2 separate regions of the Homo sapiens genome follow, and region 2 is linked to region 1. The links are chromatin contacts, found by Hi-C or POLR2A ChIA-PET in ENCODE. All regions are on one chromosome and are shown on one strand. The core of a region is the stretch at or near the end of the contact, and the rest is flanking DNA. Distances in the headings are between cores, read along the strand shown. Region 1 holds the start of TM7SF2 (transmembrane 7 superfamily member 2). Region 2 overlaps FRMD8 (FERM domain containing 8).

Region 1 (4,269 bases), core at 806-3,305:
GTCACTCCCTGGAAATAGATTCTGTGCTTGACTGCTGTTGAGAATTGCACGTGCTCTCCTAACGTCATCCCTGACATGCTGTATATATTTTACTTATTTTTTTCTGTCTTTCCCACCAGAATGTAGGCTCTCTGCAGCAAAGATGCTTTTTTGCCTCTAACTTTATTTTTGTCTCCCAGTACCTAGGCACAGGTGGATTGAACAAATGTTTGTGGAATATGAATGGTTAATGACTCGCATCTGCACAGTTTTGGCCCTGCCCTGCCCAAGCGCTGCTCACCCACCCTAACCCTCCCCCTGGCCTGAGGCCAGCTCAGTCAAGCCCAACATACCCAGCCGATGAGGCCGGGTCGCAGTTCACAGAAATATTTGAAGTCGAAGAAACAGATACGAGGGTTGAGCTCTCGTCCCAGAAAAAAGTCGTAAATCGGATTGCCTGGAGAATATTGGAGAGTGAATGTACAGGCAGACGCCCCAATCTGCCTCCGTCTCCACCCCAGGACCCCTCTCACCTGAGTTCCCCCCAGGTGCCAGGGCCGAAACTGGGGCTACCTGCGCCTTCATGTAGAGAAAGAGGCTGAAGATGAAAGCGGTGAGGGTGGCGACAAACGCCAAGGGCAGGAGCATTTCCGGGAGCGCCCCCAGAGGCAGCCCCGCTGACATCCCCAGCCCCACCAACAGGGCTGTCAGCACCAGGGCCTGGAAGCCTGAACCACAGCGCACAGTGAGCCCTGGGGCTGCGCGCCTCCACATCCCCACCCCGCAAACACACGCAGAGCCCAAAACTCAGGGGGGCCACAGACCCTGCCCCAAGCATTAGGCTGCCACCCTGGCCTTCAGAGGATCACCCCAGCCACTGCTGTGGTGCACGGAGTAGCAGTAAATGGGGTAAGGCTGTGGGGACGAGGGGCATAGGGAGAGCCCCCGGCGTCTGTCCTGGGCGTAACAGAGGCACACAAAGGAGCCTGGGGTGGGGGCCAATCTCCGTGGACCTCCCCGCTAGGCCTGGAGCTCCACCCCCGGCCGCTTAACTCCAGCGCGAGGGCCCGTCCCCTAGGCACCGTTAATAGGATAGCGCAGGCGACTCTTGTCCTTCAATTCCTGCCCCTCGGCCACCTGCGGGTCCAAGGGGGCTCTGATAAGGCCCGGGGCGTCCTTTCCCTCGCCGAGCCCATTCGCTTCCCTCCCCCGAGCGTCCGCGAGCGGGGCCCGCACCTTGCGCGCCGGCAGTAGGTAGAGCGCCGCCTGCAGGCCGAGCCAGGCGAGCCACAGCAGCAGCGCCCGTGGGCTCCACAGCACCTCCAGCCCCGGCAGGGACGCGGGTGGACCCAGCAGGCGCGCGGGGCCCGAACGGGCCGCCAGGAGCAGGTGGAACATGGTGGCGGGCAGCAGCAGTAGCAGAGCCGCGGCGCCTGCGGGAAGGGCCATCACGTCGGGCGTCCGCCCCTAGCCCCCCAGCTCCCCGCCGGCCCGCACGGGCGCCCTGACGTCTCTGCGGGACCCTCTCGGCATTCCCAGAGTGCGCCTCCGCACCCCGTCCTCAGCCCTCGGCCCCCAGGCACCCCGCTGCCTCCCAGTTCCCTTCCCAGGCGTCCATCTTAGTCCCCCGCCCCCAGGCCCCTCGAAGACCCTCCTCCTGCTCCCAGTCGACACCATAAATCCCCGTTCTGCAGCCCCCAGAACCGGCCCCTCCTCAGCTCTCCCTCTCCAGACACCCTTCGCTGCAAACCCCCGGGTCCCTCTGCCTCCGACACCCCCAAAGCCTTCCATCCTCAGATCTCGCCCCCGCTCTTAGTTCACCCGCTCCAGCTCTCCTTCGCTTAGCCTTTGCCCCAGGTCCCATCTCTCTGCCCCATTACCCAGGGGCCCTCCGAATTCCAGCGGGGCCCGGGGGCCCTGAGTGGGGGCCATGGTCTCCGCTCCGCCGGAGAGAGAGGGCGCTCACAATAGTCAGTCAAGGAAACACTGTCCGCCCCATTTCCCAGGAGATGGACTCGGCCGCGCGGAGGATCCGGCCCCGCGGCGCCTGCACCTGCCTGGACACGGAACGCAGACAAGGACCGCTCTCGTCCCAGGGTTTTTAAGTGGAACCGCCCCCTGCCCATGCTGGGCCCAGCACACCAGCCAATCGGCGCTCGGGGGCGGACCCGACGCGGGCGCCTCAGAAGCCTCAGCTTCAAAACCCCGCCCCCGGAAAGGCCCGCCCAGCAAGCGAGAGGAGGAGGCCACACATGTTTATTAGGCCGGTCCTGACACCTGCCTGCGGGGAAGGACCACCGAGACCAGATCCTGGGTGCCATGGGGTGCAGGGACAGACCGGTGCATGGCAGCGGCTGCGCCTAGCCGCGCTCGCAGATGACCTCAACCACACTGGGCTCCATGGGCACAGGGTCTGGGCAGCGCAGGGCAGCAGAGGCCACCACTTCGTCCAGCAGCAAGTGCACGAGTTCTTCGTCGGCCACAAAACGCCACAGGTAGAGCTGCAGAAAGTGGCAGTCCACTTGCACCTGCTGCAGCCCGAAGCGCCCAAAGGTGCGCAGCCGCACACACTCCAGCAGCGTCTTCAGGCTGATCTTGATGATGCCGGTCAGCACCGACACCTGCAGGCAGGGACACAGGGATGCAGCTTGGGGACTGCAGGTGTGTGTGGGGGACACCCAAGTTCCAAGCAGGGGCCCGGGAGACATACGATGGAAGTAGCTGGGATGAGGCAGAAAGTCTCCGGGGCCAGATAAGAAGGGAGGGATACAATATTAGCGCCGTCATCTGGAGGGCAGGGGACAGGTAGGGCCCAGCAATCAGAGGCATCCCTGAGCTTGGAGTGAGGCGGGGCAGGGACCATGGGTGAACAGAAAACCCTGGGGAGGACCCAAGACTACTGTGGGGATAAGGACAAGGGCAAACAGTAATCCCAGGTCAGCACCCAGACTCAGGCTGGGCATACACCAAGACTGGGACAAGGGCTGTGGGATTTGGAGGCAGGGCACTCTGTACTACCTAAAAACAGCCCTAGAGACAGAGACTGGAGGGTCAGGGTCACCCCCAGTTGGTCACAGAGTCCTGGGGCTCCTTGGGCAGGTGTGGGGCTGCTCCAGCCAACCCTCCCCGGGATCCCTGGAAGTCTGAGTCACGTTGGAAGTCGGACCTTGTTGAACTCCACAGGGCTGAACACATCAATACGTTCAGAGAATAGCTTCTGGATATTGCTCAAGAGGTTGGTGTCCATCGGGGCACTGGATTGGGGAAGACAAGGAATCAGAGCCCGCCCTGCACCCTCGCCCTCTTTTGTCCCTTCCCCCTGGGGCTCCCCTGACCAGCCAGACCTGGGGGTATAGCTGGGGGCGTAGCGGCCCTGCTGCCGAGAGCTGCTGTACACGGAGAAAGTCCTCTTGCTGGAGTCGCTGCTCTGGGCCTTGCGAACACCCTCTTCGTACAGGAGCCCCACCTGGTGGTAAAAAGAGGTACTGCAAGGAGGCCCGAGTCAGGGGAAACCACCAGCCCATCGGTGCTGAGGATGCCCTAAGTCAGCTACTCAAGCATCACAAGGATCACAGGGTAATCACCGCGGGGCCCGCTATTTAGTAGGTACATGGTCGCTATTTATAGAACCAGTGGAGTGGGGCAAAGGCAGGATACAAGAGTTGGTCTGAGGTCTAATCTTCAGCACCAGCACCAACCCTGCCCTGACTTCCTGGGTAACCCTGAGCCTCTGCTTCTCCACAGGTAAAATAGGGGCGAAGATGTCATAATCCTGGGCTGAGAAGGAACAAGACCGTGGACATAGGCACTCCCCAGCCCGTTTGGTCTTCATCCTTGGAGACTTGTTCCCCTGGGGTTCCCTCACGGACGCCCTGGCTACAGAACTGGCCCCGTGAGAAGCCCAGATACACATGTCCCCTCCTCCAGGCAGGGACTGCCAGTGATCCTCTGCTGCCCCAGCCCCTCTTGAAGGGACAGTACCCCCAGCCTGCGTCAGGGCTACCCCGGCCAGCCTGGGCAGCACCTGCACGTCGATGGCGGTGGTATCCTCCACCACCCGCTTCATGACGGCCCGCACATTCCGGGGCTCCAGAGTGCTGAGCCAGTCGCGAGTCTCCACGCTCTTGCGCAGCATCTGTGATATGACCAGGCCCTGCACCTTCACGTAGTGGGTCAGCAGCCGCCGCGCCGTTTCCCTGGCCTCTGCACACAGCGTGCTCACGGGCGTCACTGGGAACTGATCCTGAGCCAAGGAGGCAGAGGACAGAGGGAGTGGGTATGGTGGGGGCA
Region 2 (4,269 bases), core at 962-3,461, 290 kb before region 1:
CATCAGCCTCCCAAGAAGGTGAGACTACAGGCATATACCACCGTGCTCAGCTAAGTTTAAGTATATTTTGTAGAGACAGGGTCTCACTCTGTTGTCCAGGCTGGTCTTGAGCTCCTGGGCTCAAGTGATCCTCTTTGTCTTGGTCTCCCAAAGTACTGGGATTACAGGTGTGAGACACTGCACCCGGCCTGGGTACTGTATTTTTACCAGCTGCACTCAACACCCCAAGATGTGGTCACAGCAGTGATTTACCCAACGCTTTATTTATTTATTTATTTATTTTTGAGACGGAGTCTTGCTCTGTCTCCCAGGCTGGAATGCAATGATGCAATCTCGGCTCACTGCAACCTCTGCCTGCTGGGTTCAAGCGTTTTTCCTGCCTCAGCCTCCCGAGTAGCTGGGATTACAGGCGCCTGCCATACACCTCGCTACTTTTTTTGTATTTTTAGTAGAGACAGGGTTTCACCATGTTGGCCAGCCTGTTCTTGAACTCCTGACCTCAGGTGATCCTCCTGCCTTGGCCTCCCAAAGTGCTGGGATTACAGGCGTGAGCCACCGCGCCCCACCTACCCAACACTTCAGTAACAGATGTTGAGTCGTTTCCCGGATCACATCCTGGACAATGCTGCAGAACGTCTGTGACGCAGCAGTGAGAAGGGACAGGAAAGGCACTATGGCCAAGGCCCGGGCTCGGCCTGCTCACAGCTGTGTCCTGAGATGGAGGCCAGCTCACACTGGGTCTGGAGCTGCTCTGCAATGCCCTGTCCTCAGGAACTCCCCCCGGTGTGTGCACGCGCATGCGTGTTTGTGTGTGCACATGCACAGAAGGGCTGCTCACCGTCCTCCACGTAGTCGATGGTGGAGAGATGCTGGATCCGGCTGGACACCACACTGCCCTGCCTCCGCAGCTTGGGGCGCTGAACAGGAGCCAGTGAGGAGCTGGGGTCCGAGGGCGAGCCAGTCGCACTGTCCTGGGGGCCTGCGGGCTCCGCCGCCTGGCTCAGTTCGATGCAGTACTCAATGAGACTGCTCATCAGTTCGGCCTGGGGAGGAGGGGGCAGTGTGAGGCCTGGCCAGGGCCCCCTTCCATGCCTGTTGCTGAGCCTGAAATGAGCTCTGCTCTCTGGTTGGGGAAGCAGGGGAGGGGACACACATCACTCAGGAGGGAGGGAGCAGGGAGGCAGGGGAGGTGTCCCACTTGGGTGACTGTGAAGGTGAGTCCTGGTGGATGAGGAGGGGTCTCCAGATCTGGGAGTTCAGGTGGGAAAGAAAGAACATTCTGGTCAGAAGGCACAGCCCAGGAAGGCTGACTCCATGGGCAGAAGCAGGTGGGGAGGGAGGGGGTAGGGAGCCAGCTGCTGCAGAGAGGACGAAGAGTGGGGAAGCGGGGCGGGGAGGCGGGTGGTGCTGGCTGGGAGGAAAACCTGCAGCCAGGAGGAAGGGGCGCGATGTCACCAGGGCAGGGGCGGGCGGCTCCCTGCCAGCACGTTCTTCAAAAGTGACTCCTACTCAACAGGTGTGAAGCATGAGGCACACTGACAGAAAAGATGCAGCAGCCGGGTGCCAGCGGGCACAGCTGGGCACCAAGGACAGGGCCTTCAGGGGTTTGAGGGAGTCGCAGAGGGTGTTAAAAGGGTGGCACCCCTTAGGACACAGGTATTTCCTGAGTGCCTCCCACGTGCCAAGCACTGCTGCAGGCCTGGGATAAGATGAGGCCAAGTAGACAGGAATGGCCACCTGTGCTCCTGACTGGTGGGGCTGGGTCAGATGCTGGAGTGGCCCTGCGGAGACTGGCCTGGCTCCTGCCTCTCCACAGGGCAGCTACAATCCCTCTGGGCTGGGCAGGTGGGCACCGCTGCTCGGCCCAGAAGGAAGAGCAGAGGCCTGGTGGGCTCTCCACGCTCCCTGCCCTCAGCTCAGTCCACCCACACTCCTCTCCTCACCAAGTGGACTCCACCAGCCAAAGGGCAGTGGGCTGGCGAGGGGACGGCAGCCGGTGGGGACAGAGTCCTGAGTGCAACCATAACAGGGAAGCCTACTAAGTTTCCTAGAACAAAAACTCCTGCACAGCAACATGCCTCTGAGGCTCAGGAAGCCTGCCGTTCAAATGCAGCCAAAAGAGGAAGCTCTGCTGAACATCTGTCCAAGATAAAACTCAGCAAGCCAGCGTCAGAAAGGAACTTCCTCAACCTGATGAAGCGCATCTCTGAAGAACCCACAGCAAAATCCCACTTATTCAGTGAAAGACAATGTTCTCTCTCAGGCCAGGTGCGTCAGGGACGCCTGCGCACACCTATCCATCCTACACTGGGGGTCAGAAGCACTGTCAGGCAAGGCAAGCAAGAGGCACACAGATTGGAAAGTGAGACCCAGCTGTCCCAACTCACAGACCACACGACTGTCCACATAGAAAGTCCCAGGCCAGGCCAGGTGCCGTGGCTCACGCCTGTAATCCCAACACTTTGGGAGGCCGAGGCGGGTGGATCACCTGAGGTCAGGAGTTTGAGACCAGCCTGGCCAACATGGTGAAAACCCATCTCTACTAAAAATACAAAAATTAGCTGGGTGTGATGGCAGGCTCCTGTAATCCCAGCTACTCAGGAGGCTGAGGTGAGAGAATCGCTTGAACCTAGGAGGCGGAGGTTGCAGTGAGCTGAAATCGCGCCATTGCACTCCAGCCTGGGCGACAGAGTGAGACTCCATCTCAAAAAAAAAGAAAAAAAGAAAAAAGGCAGACACAGGGGCTCATGCCTGTAATCCCAGCACTTTGGGAGGCCAAGGTGGGAGAATCACTTGAGCCCAGGAGTTCAAGATTAGCCTGGGCAACATAGTGAGACCTTGTCTCTACAAATATAAAATAAAGTTAGCCTGGCATGGTGGTGCACACCTGTGGCTTGGGATGATAGCTTGAGCCCAGAGGTCAAGGATGCAGTGAGCTATGATTGCGCCACTGCACCCCAGCCTCGGTGACAGAGCAAGAGTGTTTCAAAAAAAACAAAAACAATTATATTTCTATATAAGGAAATGATCAATTGGAAATTGAAATTAAAAACAGTGCCATTTACAGTAGCACCAAAAGAAAAAAAAAAAGAAATGGATAAATCTAACAAAAGATGCAGAAGTTTTGTATGCTGAAAACTATAAAATGTTAATGAAAGAAATCAGAGACAAATAAATGGAGATACAGAAATAAATGGACTGGAAGACTTAAGAGGTCAATGACCTCCGAAGTAATCAATGCGATCTCAATAAAAATCCTAGGTAGCCTTTTTTTGGGGGGTGGATAGCGGAGCATGCTACAAATCAACAAGCTGATTCTAAAACTTCTATGGAAACCATTTTAAAAAGAACAAAGTTCTGGTTATCAGACTACCTGATTTCAAGACTTATTATAAAGGTTCAAAAATCAATATATAGTGTGATTATCAGTGAAAGACACACATATATCAGTGGTTTAGAAGAGGGAATCCAGAAACAGACCCACACATGTACAGCCAATTGATTTTCAACAAAGATGTCAGGGCAATTCAATGTCTTTCTTTTTTTTTTTTTTGAGACAGAGTCTCACTCTGTTGCCTAGGCTGGAGTGCAGTGGCACCATCTCGGCTTACCACAATCTCTGCCTCCCCAGTTCAAGTGATTCTCGTGCCTCAGTCTCCCAAGTAGTAGCTGGGATTACGGGCGTGTGCCACCACACCCGGCCAATTTTTTGTATTTTTAGTAGAGATGGGGGTTTCACCTTGTTGGCCAGGCTGGTCTTGAGCTCTGAGCCTAAAGAGATCCGCCCACCTTGGCTTCCCAAAGTGCTGGGATTACAGGCGTGATCCACCATGCCCGGCCAATTCAATGTCTTTTCAACAAACGACACCGAAACAATTGAGAATCTGTAAACACGAACATGAACATTGACCTGTATATCACACCTGATGTAAAATATTGACTTTGGGATGGCTGGGAGGCTTAAATTTATACAACTTCTACAAGAAAACATGAGAAAATCTTTGTGGTCTTGGGTTAGGCAAAATTTCTTAGGAAACAAAAAGCATAAACCAGTCTCCGTCTCAAAAAAAAAAAAAAAAAAAGAAAATTGTGAACTTTGAACATAAAGGTGAGAATATCTTGGAGTTCAAAGCCATGAGGCAGGGAGAGGAGTGCCCTCGAGGGGGGCCAGGAAAATGGGGAGCAGCAGGGGAAGCTGGGGGAGGAGGTGGCTGGTGGGGGCGGAAAGAAGCTTCCAGGAGCATGTAGTTAAGCTGAGAAGGGGGAGGG

Evidence for each region. Hi-C counts contacts between places; a loop is a spot of excess contacts on that map. ChIA-PET counts read pairs that join two places held with the same protein, here RNA polymerase II (POLR2A). Pooled maps may share reads with other maps.
Region 2: a pooled map shows a loop between it and region 1 (2.9-fold over the local background). The contact joins the enhancer-like site here to the promoter of TM7SF2 in region 1. A Hi-C loop is called at or near these places in 7 of 50 pooled maps. POLR2A ChIA-PET finds 5 or more read pairs at or near these places in 4 of 52 experiments (CD8-positive, alpha-beta memory T cell, WTC11, activated CD4-positive, alpha-beta T cell and 1 more).

The regions. Positions count from the first base shown.
Region 1 is chr11:65,109,658-65,113,926 of GRCh38, reverse strand. TM7SF2 (transmembrane 7 superfamily member 2) reads right to left here and starts at 2,055. Exons shown (of 10, transcript NM_003273.6): 1 at 1,860-2,055; 2 at 1,216-1,412; 3 at 1,062-1,116; 4 at 513-707; 5 at 333-436. The coding sequence starts at 1,911. It overlaps VPS51 (VPS51 subunit of GARP complex), which reads right to left. Exons shown (of 10, transcript NM_013265.4): 7 at 4,004-4,222; 8 at 3,324-3,445; 9 at 3,146-3,233; 10 at 2,065-2,600. The coding sequence ends at 2,340. RefSeq lists silencers at 1,244-1,673, 2,939-3,114 and enhancers at 1,804-1,853, 1,924-2,033, 1,956-2,250, 1,947-2,872, 2,873-3,800.
Region 2 is chr11:65,401,638-65,405,906 of GRCh38, reverse strand. FRMD8 (FERM domain containing 8) reads right to left here. Exons shown (of 11, transcript NM_031904.5): 10 at 839-1,043. Among named protein-coding and RNA genes, the nearest start is that of FRMD8, 17 kb to the right of the region's middle. RefSeq lists an enhancer at 1,160-1,659. Within about 2 kb of position 2,211, at least 6 of the 41 ENCODE cell types and tissues checked have a DNase peak (open chromatin) inside an H3K27ac peak, as active enhancers do.